Linked DNA regions of Homo sapiens: region 1 is linked to region 2. Evidence: chromatin loops called from intact Hi-C (ENCODE). Cell type or tissue: CD4-positive, alpha-beta T cell. All regions are shown on one strand. Each heading gives the region's core, and the rest is flanking DNA. Links, peaks and the distances in the headings are about the cores only.

Evidence for each region. A loop is a pair of places that touch in the nucleus more often than their neighbours do. Peaks named below come from ENCODE experiments on the same cell type or tissue, not always from the same donor. Only the 100,000 strongest peaks of a DNase experiment are listed, where the experiment ranks them.
Region 1: a loop joins it to region 2, with 2.4 times the contacts of the local background. A loop is called at or near these places in 8 of 110 quality-filtered maps.

What each region holds. Positions count from the first base shown.
Region 1 is chr7:26,058,434-26,063,970 of GRCh38, reverse strand. It overlaps LOC105375199 (a long non-coding RNA gene), which reads left to right. Exons shown (of 7, transcript XR_927114.3): 3 at 2,274-2,428; 4 at 5,157-5,507. Among named protein-coding and RNA genes, the nearest start is that of NFE2L3, 91 kb to the left of the region's middle. In CD4-positive, alpha-beta T cell, for the core only: CTCF peaks have their summits at 1,887 and 2,087 (motif pointing right); a DNase peak (open chromatin) is centred at 2,100.
Region 2 is chr7:25,948,021-25,954,231 of GRCh38, reverse strand. It overlaps MIR148A (microRNA 148a), which reads left to right and starts at 4,246; the gene lies at 4,246-4,313. All of the region lies in intron 6 of LOC105375199 (a long non-coding RNA gene), which reads left to right. RefSeq lists silencers at 2,473-2,682, 2,803-3,022, 3,153-3,292 and an enhancer at 6,136-6,205. In CD4-positive, alpha-beta T cell, for the core only: no CTCF peak of the experiment used is centred there; DNase peaks (open chromatin) are centred at 2,941, 3,461 and 4,331; H3K4me3 peaks cover 2,070 bases.

The DNA of each region.
Region 1 (5,537 bases), core at 1-5,000, 110 kb before region 2:
GTAGAGATGGAGTTTCACCATGTTGGCCACACTGATCTTGAACTCTTCACCTTAGGTGACCCGCCTGCCTAGGCCTCCCAAAGTGCTGGGATTACAGGCATGAGCCACCATGCCCGGCCTCTTCAGCCTCTTTTCTAATCCATAACTATGGTCATGTCTCCTAAATTTCATTCTTAGAGCTCTTTTTTTTCAGCCACTTCTGTCTTAGTTATCTGTCATCTCCATGGCTTCAAAGATAGCCCCCAAAGGAAGAGGTTCCAATCCATAAGGATACCCTTGATCTCTCTTCTGAGCCCTAGTCTGACATTTCTAATCACTTGTCCACTTCAAACTCAGTATGCCTGAAATCCAACCTGCCCTGCCTCTCAAACCAATTTCCCATCCTGAATTCTCTTTTTCTCTCCTTTCTACTGTTTTCCTAATCATTACGCTTGAGATCTCATGTTCATCTTGAACCCCTTTGTATGCTTCATTTACCATCTTGTTGTCATCAAACCTTCTAAGTTAACCTTCCAGAAATACTGCCCCTTTTATTTTGTTTCCACAACTGATATGTAAGTCACTATCACACCACATCTGACCTACTGCAGTAATAATGATTTCGGAGACATTTCTTCCTTTTGAGTAGTTTTGGTAAATTACCTAACACTGATGTAAACACCTTCTACACAACATTGACACACATTTATTCCTCATACCAACCCTATAAGGAAGGTCCTATTATTAGATCCATTCTACAGGTCATAAAACTGAGGCACAGAGAAAACCAAGGCACATGCCAGAGGTCACACAGCTAGTAAATGACACCAGAATTCTGAACCCCAGCAGCCTGGCTCTAGCGCTTGTGCTCTTAACCATGAAGCTAAACTGCCTCAAGCTGGTGCTTGGCTGCTGGTGACACCACCTTTTTCATCTTCATTATTATTGCTCTTGTGTACAAGCCAGAACAATCCTTCACTGTCTCTCGTAAGTTTAATTTGAAGTGTGCCTATCTTATTTTCCCAAGTTGATTGAAAGCTCTCTGAGGGCAGAGACCAAGATATTTTATTCTTCTCTGAACCTTGTTGTAAACAGCAGGAATTTCAGTTTGGTGAAATTCATTGATTGAATTGTTTGAAATATGATGGCAGTAGCCTCCAAAATGGGCCTCTCAGATTTCACACTCGCAGTTAGTTCTTGTTGCACACAGAATGGTCTATTTAGAATGGAAAGCAAATTTAGTTAATTCTCTGTTCAAGCCTCTCCGTGGATTACTGTAAAATCCAAAATTCTTACCATGTAAGGCTCCGCATCATTGGGCTCAGCTCATTTTTAAGTTTCGGTTCATCGCTCAGCTACCGGGGCCTTCTGCACTGCTAACTGCTCCGTGCACTCCCTGACCCCCGCCCAGCTCTCACACTCGCTCCGCCCCTTTCCTGGAAGCCCCTCCTACCAATTTCTCCCTCTTCTTCATTTTATTTATTCAGTTCTTCTGTCTAAAAATACATCATCCTCCCATCACTCTTTACTTCCTCTCCCTGCTGTGCTGTGATTCATAGTTTATCTGTTAGTATCAATTTCTATGTGACATTATAGTTTATGGTTATTTGGTTTTCTTTTCCTTTTTTTTTTTGAGATGAAGTCTTGCTGTGTCGCCCAGGGTGCAATGGCGTGATCTTGGCTTACTGCAACCTCTGCCTCCTGGGGTTCAAGTGACTCTCCTGCCTCAGCCTCCCGTGTAGCTGGGACTAAAGGTGTGCACCATCACGCCCGGCTAATTTTTTGTATTTTTAGTAGAGATGGGGTTTTGCAATGCTAGCCAGTCTGGTCTCGAGCTCCTGACCCCAGGTGATCCGTCCGCCTCGGCCTCCCAAAGTGTTGGGATTACAGGTGTGAGCCACCGCGTCCGGCCATTTGAATTCTTTTTTTGCAGTGTAAACTCCAGTAAGGCAAAGACCTGTATGTTTTGTTGAACAGATTATCCCCAGAGCCTAGAACAGTGCCTGGCACAGAGCAAGCCTCAACGAATATTTGCTGCATGAATGAATGACCTGGGGGGAAAATGAGGAGTTTGAAATGATGGCCATCGGGTCCATTCAGGTCTCTTCCTCCTTCAGCCAGCAGGGGGCTCTAGGCTCTAGAATTCAGAGGCGTAGACAGGCACCTTCACAGTGGTTTACCTGAAATCCCGCCTCCTAAAGCCAGAAAAATCCGCCTCCTTTTTCCCCTCCAAGTAGGATTGTGCCAACCCAGGCAAATATTGAACCTTGTGTTAACAAAGTTTTTTTTTATAGGTGGTCCTTCAAGGATTTCTTGGTTTTGGGTTTTGAAATGTGTAAGGTTTGCTGCTAGCAACTCCACATTTTTTTATTCACTCACAAAGACACATGGTCATAAATAAAATGCATGGAACCAGCGAGACAATAGCACAGCAGTAATGTCATTTTATGTAAGTACTTAAACACCGCAAATTAAACGGCTGACTGAATGAAGCCCATCAATTATATTTTGTGTTTACATCCTTTTGAAAGGAATACATCTCTCTCTGTTTTTGTTTGTTTTATGTTTGTTTTGTTCTGACACCTTCTCAATTACCTGGCACTATAATATTTCTTGTTGCGGACAGATGTCAGAAATACATTGGTAAATATAACATCTTCTTTTGGAAAATAAAACTCCCACTCCCTACTTAAAATAGGTGGTTTTAAAATTTGTATCAACTTAGAAATTGAAAAATCCCTGCTGGAAGAAATCGCTAGTGCATTTGAATGGACTTATTGTCTCTGGTTCATTTCCTTTAGAGTAGATTCTGGCAGGAGTGCCAGACTTATTGCCAAGACAAAAAGAACTATATATTACAGCTCCTGTCCTGCCAACACTAAGTAAAGCTAGTTTGGCAACACTTAACCATTGTTGAGAAGGCCCAAGTATAGTCATAAAAACATTAATATGGCTTATATTCTGTTACTTATGTCTGTTTCTGCACAAATGGTCCTCAAATTTGTACACAGAAAATTTGCCTCCCTCATCAGGCAGCAGTTTCCTGGAAAAACCACAGTAACCTTCTGTACATGAACCAGAGTAGATGGATTCCTGTAGAGGAAGGAGCAAAGAGGAGCCCATGGGAAAGGACGGCTCACCTCTGTGGAGAAGGCTGCCTATCAGTGTTTGTAACAAATAGACCCCTCACTGCATTAGTTTCCAAACAGGGAAATCTATTTCAGTCCAGACACTTTTATTTCTTTCTGGAAAAGAAATAATTGAAATTGCCAACTCTAGGCAGGAGAGAATGCATTGTATGGCTCATAGGGACTGAAGAAGCAGATTAGAAAAGGTGTGTGCTGAGTCTGGTGACCTAACTCAGCAGCTTTTGGCTAAAGGGGTTCCTTGGAATGCAGGGCTTCCTAATTGTGTTAAAATAAAATGATACGCTTAGTCAATAGTTAATGTTTGCCCAGTGTGGGCAGACTTCCTTACAAGGTAGTGTGTGTGGGTAACAATAACATCAACAGAATAGACAGAAGTCCTGCCCTCAGAGAGCTTATGAAACTGTGCATATATTAGGTTGATGCAAAAGTAATTGCGGTTTTTGCCTTTTTTTTAAAAAAAAAAGAATGGCAAAAACCGCAATTACTTTTGCATCAACCTAATAGAATATCACACACTTGAAAGAGGCTTAAGGTCATTATGAAGCATGATACTAATGACTGTGACCCCAGACTCAACTTCTTCAGGAAGGCGTAAATCTTGATCCTGTTTTTTGTTTTGTTTTGTTTTTTTTTTTTTTTTTGAAACAGAGTCTCACTCTGTCACCCAGGCTGGAGTTCAGTGGTAAAATCTCAGCTCAATGCAACCTCTGCCTCCCAGGTTGAAGCCACTCTTGTGCCTCAGCCTCTTGAGTAGCTGTGATTACAGGTGTGCACCACCACACCCAGCTAATTTTTGTATTTTTAGTAGAGATGGGGTTTCACCATTTTGGACAGGCTGGTTTCGAACTCCTGACCTCAGGTGATCTGCCCTCCAAGGCCTCTCAAAATGCTGGGATCACAGGCATGCGCCACCACATCTGGCCCTCTTGATCCTGTTTTTAAAAACTGAAATTGGGCTGAAGCTTGGGTATATCTGGTCTCTAGAAAGCATACCAGAATTCTGTGTATTCCGAAGTATTTAGGAACATGGCAGCCCTCCTGAGCACAAAGGCACTGCTCCCCAAGTGAGATCCGGAGGGGCGAGTGTACGTTTGGTCTCTGTATTTTAATAGGTATTAAACAGCCATTCACTCATTTTCCAAGGTGTTTACTGAGTACTTAGTATATACGAGCCAAAATGCGAGGGCCCTCGAGTTACTTCTGATTGAAAAGAGGATATGACGTGTACATAAACTGCTAAAATTGAATGGACACAGGGATGAGGGTCTCGAGGGAGGCATGTATAAATGGTGAGGAGTTTGGGGAGGGTGGATGACTCATAGATGAGAAGCCTGGGGAGGTTGTCAACGGCGGGTGCATCTTTTTTTTTTGAGGTGGAGTCTCGCTCTGTCACCCAGGCTGGAGTGCAGCGGTACGATCTCAGCTTACTGCAACCTCTGCCTCTCGGGTTCAAGCGATTCTCCTGCCTCAGCCTCCCAAGTAGCTGGGATTACAGGCTCCCGCCACCACGCCCAGCTAATTTTCATATTTTTAGTAGAGACAGGGTTTCACTGTGTTGGCCAGGCTGGTCTCGAACTCCTGACCTCGTGATCTGTCTGCCTTGGCCCCTCAAAGTGCTGGGATTACAAGTGTGAGCCACTGCTCCTGGCCAGCAGGTGCTTCTTATAGGACAAATAGGACTTGACCGCTTTGGAGATGGGCATGAGCCTGGGCCAAGTCCAAAGCTGTAACAGGCTGTGAAGCTTTGTTCCCTTGTCTTTGAGTATCAGATGCCCAGCTAGAACTCCATATTAATAAATTAAACACAGGAGATCGGTTGAACCTTCAGTCAAGCATCTTCCCACATTCCTAATCCTCTGCCTATCTAACTTCAGGAATATTTCTTCACATTATTTTAGTTGAAGGGCTCAAAACTTATTTCTTCTAGTAGGAACTGGTGAATAAATGGTGTCTATTTCCGAGATTCTTTTGTATCCTCCTTATAGACCATGACCACTCATGCTCACATGATCACCGGCCTTTCCCCAGATGCAGCATGGCCCTGTTGTGAACGGAATGATTGTGAACGGAATGATGGCCAAGGAGCTTTATGCTTCTGCACCGCCAGCTCACACGATGGTCCGTGTATTGCCCCGTGGAAAACCGGGGGTGGAAAGCTGTCTCCACGTTCTGCTGCCGAAGCAGCAAGCTGATTCACACATCTTGAAGGCACAGTGGAACATGGAAGGGTGCATATGAGACTTGATTTTGAGGATGAAACTTCCTGTCTGAATCGCTAAGTCTCCCAGCAGGGGTGTTAATGTCCCTGTGAGATGCAGGCTTCCCACAGACACACCCAGGTTGCGAGTGGGTTCAACATGGTCACAGGAGCTTCAAATGGTAAGATGGCAAGATCTGGTAGCATACTGA
Region 2 (6,211 bases), core at 700-5,699:
TGATTTTGGCCCAGCAAAACCTATTTTGGACTGACCACCAGAACCGTAAGATAATAAATGCATGTTATTTTAAGCCACTAAGTTTGTGGGAATTTCTTACAGCAGCAATAGGAAACTGGTACACCTAGTTTACAACTTGCTAGGGCCACAGAGTTGGCCAGTGGCAGAGACAGGATGTGGTTTCAAGCCATCTGGCTTCAGAGCCCATATCTGTTACCATTATGACATAAACATACATGGACACATAGAGATTTAAATAGTACATACATCTCAATGAATGCAAACCTTCCATAATATTTTGATAGTCATTCAGCACCACCATATTAAATAGTTGTAGTCCACTCAATAAATATACCACTCCCCATATTTTATATAATAAATCCCTTATTATTCAATACATACGTTGTTTCTAATGTTTCAATATTGTACTACTGGCAATGATAAACATCTTTCTAGTGCTATTAATTATTTCATTAGGAAAAACTCTTAAAATTAGAAACGCCAGGTCAAGTTACCCCTAAGAAAGACTGCATTGGAATATAACGGAAAATAAAACATGCAACTGGAAGTCGGAGCATCTCTGCCTTCTTTTTCTGTAACACCTTTGGTATTAAGCTATTTTTCTTATCCATGGTACACACTCAATCGTATTTTTGTTTTTGAAGGTTTTAGCTATAACACTATTTCTTCTGTAGACTCATAGGTGTTAGAGCAAGAAGGTATTTAGAGGTGATTTAGTCTAATCCTTTAAATCACAGGTAAATTCCCTGAGGCCCAGAGTGGTGAACTGACTCACTAAAAGCTCTCCTTACAGGGGTGCTTGGTGAGAACGCACCTTCCTGACTCCAAGGCCAGCTATCTTTCCACATCTGCTGCAAATGTCATGAGGCTAGCCCCCAAGTTGGGACCATTATTAATTTTTCCCCTCAAGTCATGCGAAACATCTCTTGTCCTTTTAATCAGAAGCATATTTTAGGGGCTGCGGAATAATAAGCACCCACATATCCAGTATTAAAAGATAAACTCTGGCCCTTTCCTGGAGTGAGCCTGTTTTCATTTTATCATTGTGAAATGTGGTAGGATTGATGGCAGACAATAACTCCCCACCTCCCCCAGTATTTTATTAAGATCCGTTCTTACAAAGGATAACCGGAGGTTTTCCATCATCACCTCGTTGTCTTTTTTCTAACTTGGTTCGTCTGCTACCCAACAGTAGTAAGGTTACCTCATCCTGGAATCTGATGTACACAACGGTATGCAAACTCTTTCCTTCTCTCCGAAGCAAACAATGAAATGGGAAAACACTGCCATTTTCTGACTGACCTCAATCGCTGAGGGTGGACCCCGCACGTTACATCAGCAGGCTGGCTCCATTACACTGCCCTGCGCTGTGCTCGAGCTACTGAAATATTGATTTTTACAGAGCCGGCGCACACACACTGAAAAATCAATATTCCAGTGCACACAACAGAACAGGCAGCAGAGCGGGGACAAACTCCGAGCCCCAGCAAGCACTGCCGCCGGGCCTTGACCGAGGAGGGGGTGGGGGGCTGGAGGAGACAATGCCTGGGGAGAGGCCCCTGCAAACCCGCGAATGGTCAGATAAACAAACAAGTGTGGAGAGGGAAGAGAAAGGAGAGTGGAGAGAAAGATCCTTGAGGATAAAACAGTTGGAAGGAGCAATGATTTATCTTTCCATAGGGGGAAATGGGGAGAAGGAAAGTAAATTAAGAAGAGTGGATGGGAAGAATTTTCCAGGTAAGAATCTTCCCATAAAAATGTATGTTTTTCTGTATCACCAGGTCAGACTTCAGATGCAACCATTATAAAGATGATACACATACTTTGTTACCTGAGGGAAAAAATAACTAGGCCAGTTCTCAGAAATATTTATATTTTTTAAAATGCAGTCCCCTTCTTTTTCCTTGGTGACTACAGGCCGGCATCAGAGAGTCCGATTTATAACATGGGCTCTACCTTTGCAATGCAGTTACTTTCTTTTCCTTGGGGAGAGGGAAGGAAGGAAGACATCCTGGTCACGTGGCCATTCATCAATTTCCCTTTCTTTCTAGAACAGCATCTTCTTTGGCGTGCTTGGGGAACCACGTTAAAATTGATTCTACGTGCCCGTGACCTCTTCTCAGGGAATTCTGAGCTCCCCCGAGTCACACCCCCATCTAGATGAGGAGAGGAGGACGTGTCCCCTGGTTCAGTCTCGGGTGCCCAGTACCCAGCAGACGTCAGGGTGGAGGCAAACCGGCCTTTCGGTTAGTCCTTGTAGACGTGTTAAAAAAAAAAATCCAGAACTGGCATTTTTACTACTTTTAGTTAGCTCTTTGGCCTCTTTTTATTTGGGGATGGGTGGTGGGCAGTTTATTAAAAGAAACGACTTTTAACCTTGATGAATTCTTGATTTTGCTTTGTCCTAGAATTCCCTTACCGGGAATCTCGCATTTAGTTCTCAACTCCCTGCCAGGGGAGGAAACTGTCCTCCCGAGGTTTCCATTTCGCACTCTGCCCTGCAGCAGCTTCGCCGCCGCCTCCTCCCCAGCCAGGAGACACCGGGCCCAGGCAGGGCTCCGGCTGGGTTTGGAGGAGGGGGCTCCGGGGAAAGCGGGCATTCAGGGGCATCTTGCAAAACGCGGGCTCCCTGGGCCCAGCGGGGCTGGCCGGGGACAGCGCCCGGCCCGAGTGTCGCGGGAAGCGGAACAGGCAGCCTGGCAGAGGCTGGTGGGCAGAAGGGCGGGGCGGGACGTCGAGCCAGGTGGCCACCTGGAGCGCCCCGCCCTCCCAGCGCCGGCCGCGCCCCCGCCCCCGCCCCCACGCGCCACCGCCCACCCCGCCCCCGCCCCCAGCCCCGCGCGGCCGCTCTATTTGCATAAGGAGGCGTCTCCCGGGCCCGCCCGGGGCGCACGTGACCCCGGGGGAGGCGGAGGGAACCTGCTGACTTGACACGAGCCGCTGTGCGGCTCCCCTTGGCGCGGAATAGCGAGAGCAGCCGTGACCTCCGACCCCGCCCGCCGGCAGCCAATAAGAGCGCAGGTCGTCTCCAAACCCAAAATTTCCACGTCGGCAAAAGTCAAGATGGAAGGGAGCGGAGCGGAGCGCGAGGGGGGAGCCGGCCCGGGAATGCCTGGCGGCCGGCGCTGGAGGGGCAGGCTGGGGAGCCTGCGGCGGGCGCACGAGGGGCCACTCGCGAAGGTGTCCCGGCCCAGCGCGACCACCGCCCCCAACCCCGGGAGCCTCTGGGCGCCCCGCACTCCGCCAGCCGCCCGTGCACCCCGGCCCGGGGGACGCAGCCCACTGCCCCTCCGGCCTTGTCTCTTAGGGGTGGCGGGGGATGGAACGGTGGCGAGGGGTTTGGGGGAAGATGGGAAAGCACTTTCCAGACCTGTTGCACGCGCGCAACAGCTGTTCAGGTGCGGTATGTGGGGGGAGGGGGTCTGCTAGGATGGGGGACAGAGTGGTCGCTTATGCTGCAGGGAAAAGGGGGTGCCGGGAGGGGGAGAAGAGCAGTCTTGGGGACTGTGTGCAAGGTTGTGCGCGAACGGGGTCCGCGGGAAGCACTGCCTAATGGGGCAGGGAGAATCCCAAAGAGTGGGTGGGTGGAACGGAGGGGATGGGACGACTTCGACCCGAGTTCCCGGGGCTGGGCGCGGGCGGCTGGAAGACCGGGAATAGAGTACTGGGAATGGCTGGGGAAGGGGGTCTCAGGGGAGGCCCCGCAAAGCGGGTCTTTCTTGGGTCGTCCCATCTTAGGGGCTTTTCCCGGGCCTGTATTTGTTCCCCACCGTTTAACTCTTTCAGCTCCGAATATTCGTCCTCGTGCAGCGCCCCCGCCCCCAGCTTTCCAGATGGGAAGGTAAAAAGTTGCCACAAGTTAGAGTGAGTTAGCTGCTGGCAAAAGTTTAAATAACTACCGAGGGAGGTGAGGGTTCGACCAGGAATGGGTTCTAATCTGAGGACGGGTAGGAAGGAAGGAGAGTGTGCGATTCTTGCAGCCCCTTTGCTGTGACATTGCGACCAGAATTTGTCGAATCGGGCTGTTAAAACACCATTTCTGTTGGGCATTTGCTCCTGCTGACTGCGGCAGTAACTTTCCATAATTAATGACCCGTTCCATTATCGGTCGCATCCTGAACTAAATTGCTTTTAACGAGTTATTCTTCTTTGTCTTAGCTGGGGGGTGGGGGAACACACCTGCAGGAAGAAACTTCTGGAGGAAGACAGCACGTTTGGTCTTTTGAGGCAAAGTTCTGAGACACTCCGACTCTGAGTATGATAGAAGTCAGTGCACTACAGAACTTTGTCTCTAGAGGCTGTGGTCGCCGATGCCGCCAGTGCTCCAGACGCCAGGCCGAGTGGCCCTGGTGGCCACGTCGCTGCGCCTTTCCCTTGGGGGAGGGGCAAGGCCAGAGGGGGTCCAAGTGCAGCACGAGGAACTTGACCAATTCCCTTGAAGCGGGTGGGTTAAACCCTGTAAATGGGAACAAAATCCCCCCAAATCTCTTCATCTTACCCTGGTGGACTCCTGACTGTAGAATTTTTTGGTTTAAAGAAGAAAAAAATAAAGCTTTGGACTTTTCAAGGTTGCTTAACAGGTACTGAAAGACTGGCCTCACTTAAACTGAGCCAGGAGAGCTGCAGATTTATTAATGGGTGTGTTAGTGTGCAGTGCCTTGCAGGAATTTAAACTCTCTACCCTTAAAGAAGGAAATGTATTTGTACAAAAGCCACAGATAATGGTCCTTTTACTCAAGCGACCTGCTGGATAAATGACAGCCTGCAGGGATTGAGTTTGGAGATCTAGTCTCAATTCTGCTTCCGATTTAGATGCAGTTCACTTTTGTTTTTTAAAGTAAGTTTTATTAATGGAAAGGAAGAACTTTTTCCAAGAAAGCATTTTGAAAGCCACTGGGGGAGGGGGACATTTATGCTTTTGGGCTGTGGAGATCCTTTAGGTGGAGAGACTGCTCTCTCATCCCTAGTGGAATGGAGGTTTGGGTTGGTGAGTTTCTATCAATAGCCTGCTCTCTATAGTGGGTCAGTGACTGGCACCAAATTGTAGTCCTGTTCCATGGACATTGCCCTGTTTTGGTTTTATGAGCTTTTGGCCAGGCACAGGACGCAGGGTGGTAGGGAAAAAAGGAAATGGTTCCTGTGCCCGTGGTGCTGACAGGTAAGGGAAGGGCCTTCTGATGTATTTTATGGGATGCTTCAGAAACCTGGGGGTTGCTTGTGTCTCTGGGAAGCCCTTGGTAAAGAAAGCCACCATTTTTTTTACTTAGGTATATTCCAGTGGTTTATCATCGGGAGAGGGATGATAATGGAGGAAGGCTCAATGAGGGAGAAAGTATTCAGCTGCTTGATGTTAGAGCTTAATGGCAGGACCTACCAGTTGCTTTTCACAGAAATGCTGTGTATTGATCCTAAGGCAGCATGTGTTCTCTTTTGTGTGGCCATTATCCATTCTCCCACTTTTCCATCAGTGACTGCTTTGCTTTTGTTCCTCAATCCTTTACCCAAAAATGGCTGAATTATTTCTGTGCAGTTAAATAAAGTGATCCAAACTCAAGTACGTCTTGTGTTCATTTGAGATGTAAGGTATGCTTACTTGAGGAAGAGGATTCTCTTTCCTAGTTCTTATGTCTGTACATCTCCACAAGATAGTCTGAATATACTGAATTTTAAGAAAACTTAAATCAACTTTGTAAGAGAATGGGAGGTAAAGAGTGGAGCGGTTGACTGGGAGAGTAGTCATCCATACAAAGGAATTAGGTCAGGATCTCTCACCTCCAGAGAAAGGCAAGGTTTGGAGTCCCTGACATGATTCAGTCTGGTTTGACTTCTATGCTTAAGTGATTTGCATTTCTCCTGTTTGTGACCACAAGTGAGTTAAGGACTAACCAAGCAGGAGGGCTGTGGTTTACTCTGGTGCTAAGGATGCCAGGAATAGGAACTGGGAAAATCGGCAGTCTTGGGGTGCTTACTGTAAACCTGGCATGGTCTCATAGACCTCAGTCGTTTAGCAATCAGTGTATTTTCACCTCCCGAGCATCAGGTGTTACTCTAGACGTTACGAATGCAACAGTGAACAAAATAGGCCCCGAACCCTGCCCTCTTGGAGGTCTTTCTCATGCAAGAGGTAGACAATACAAATATAAAATAATCAGAAGGGTGATAAACGTCAGGGAAGGAAGAACAAGGAACG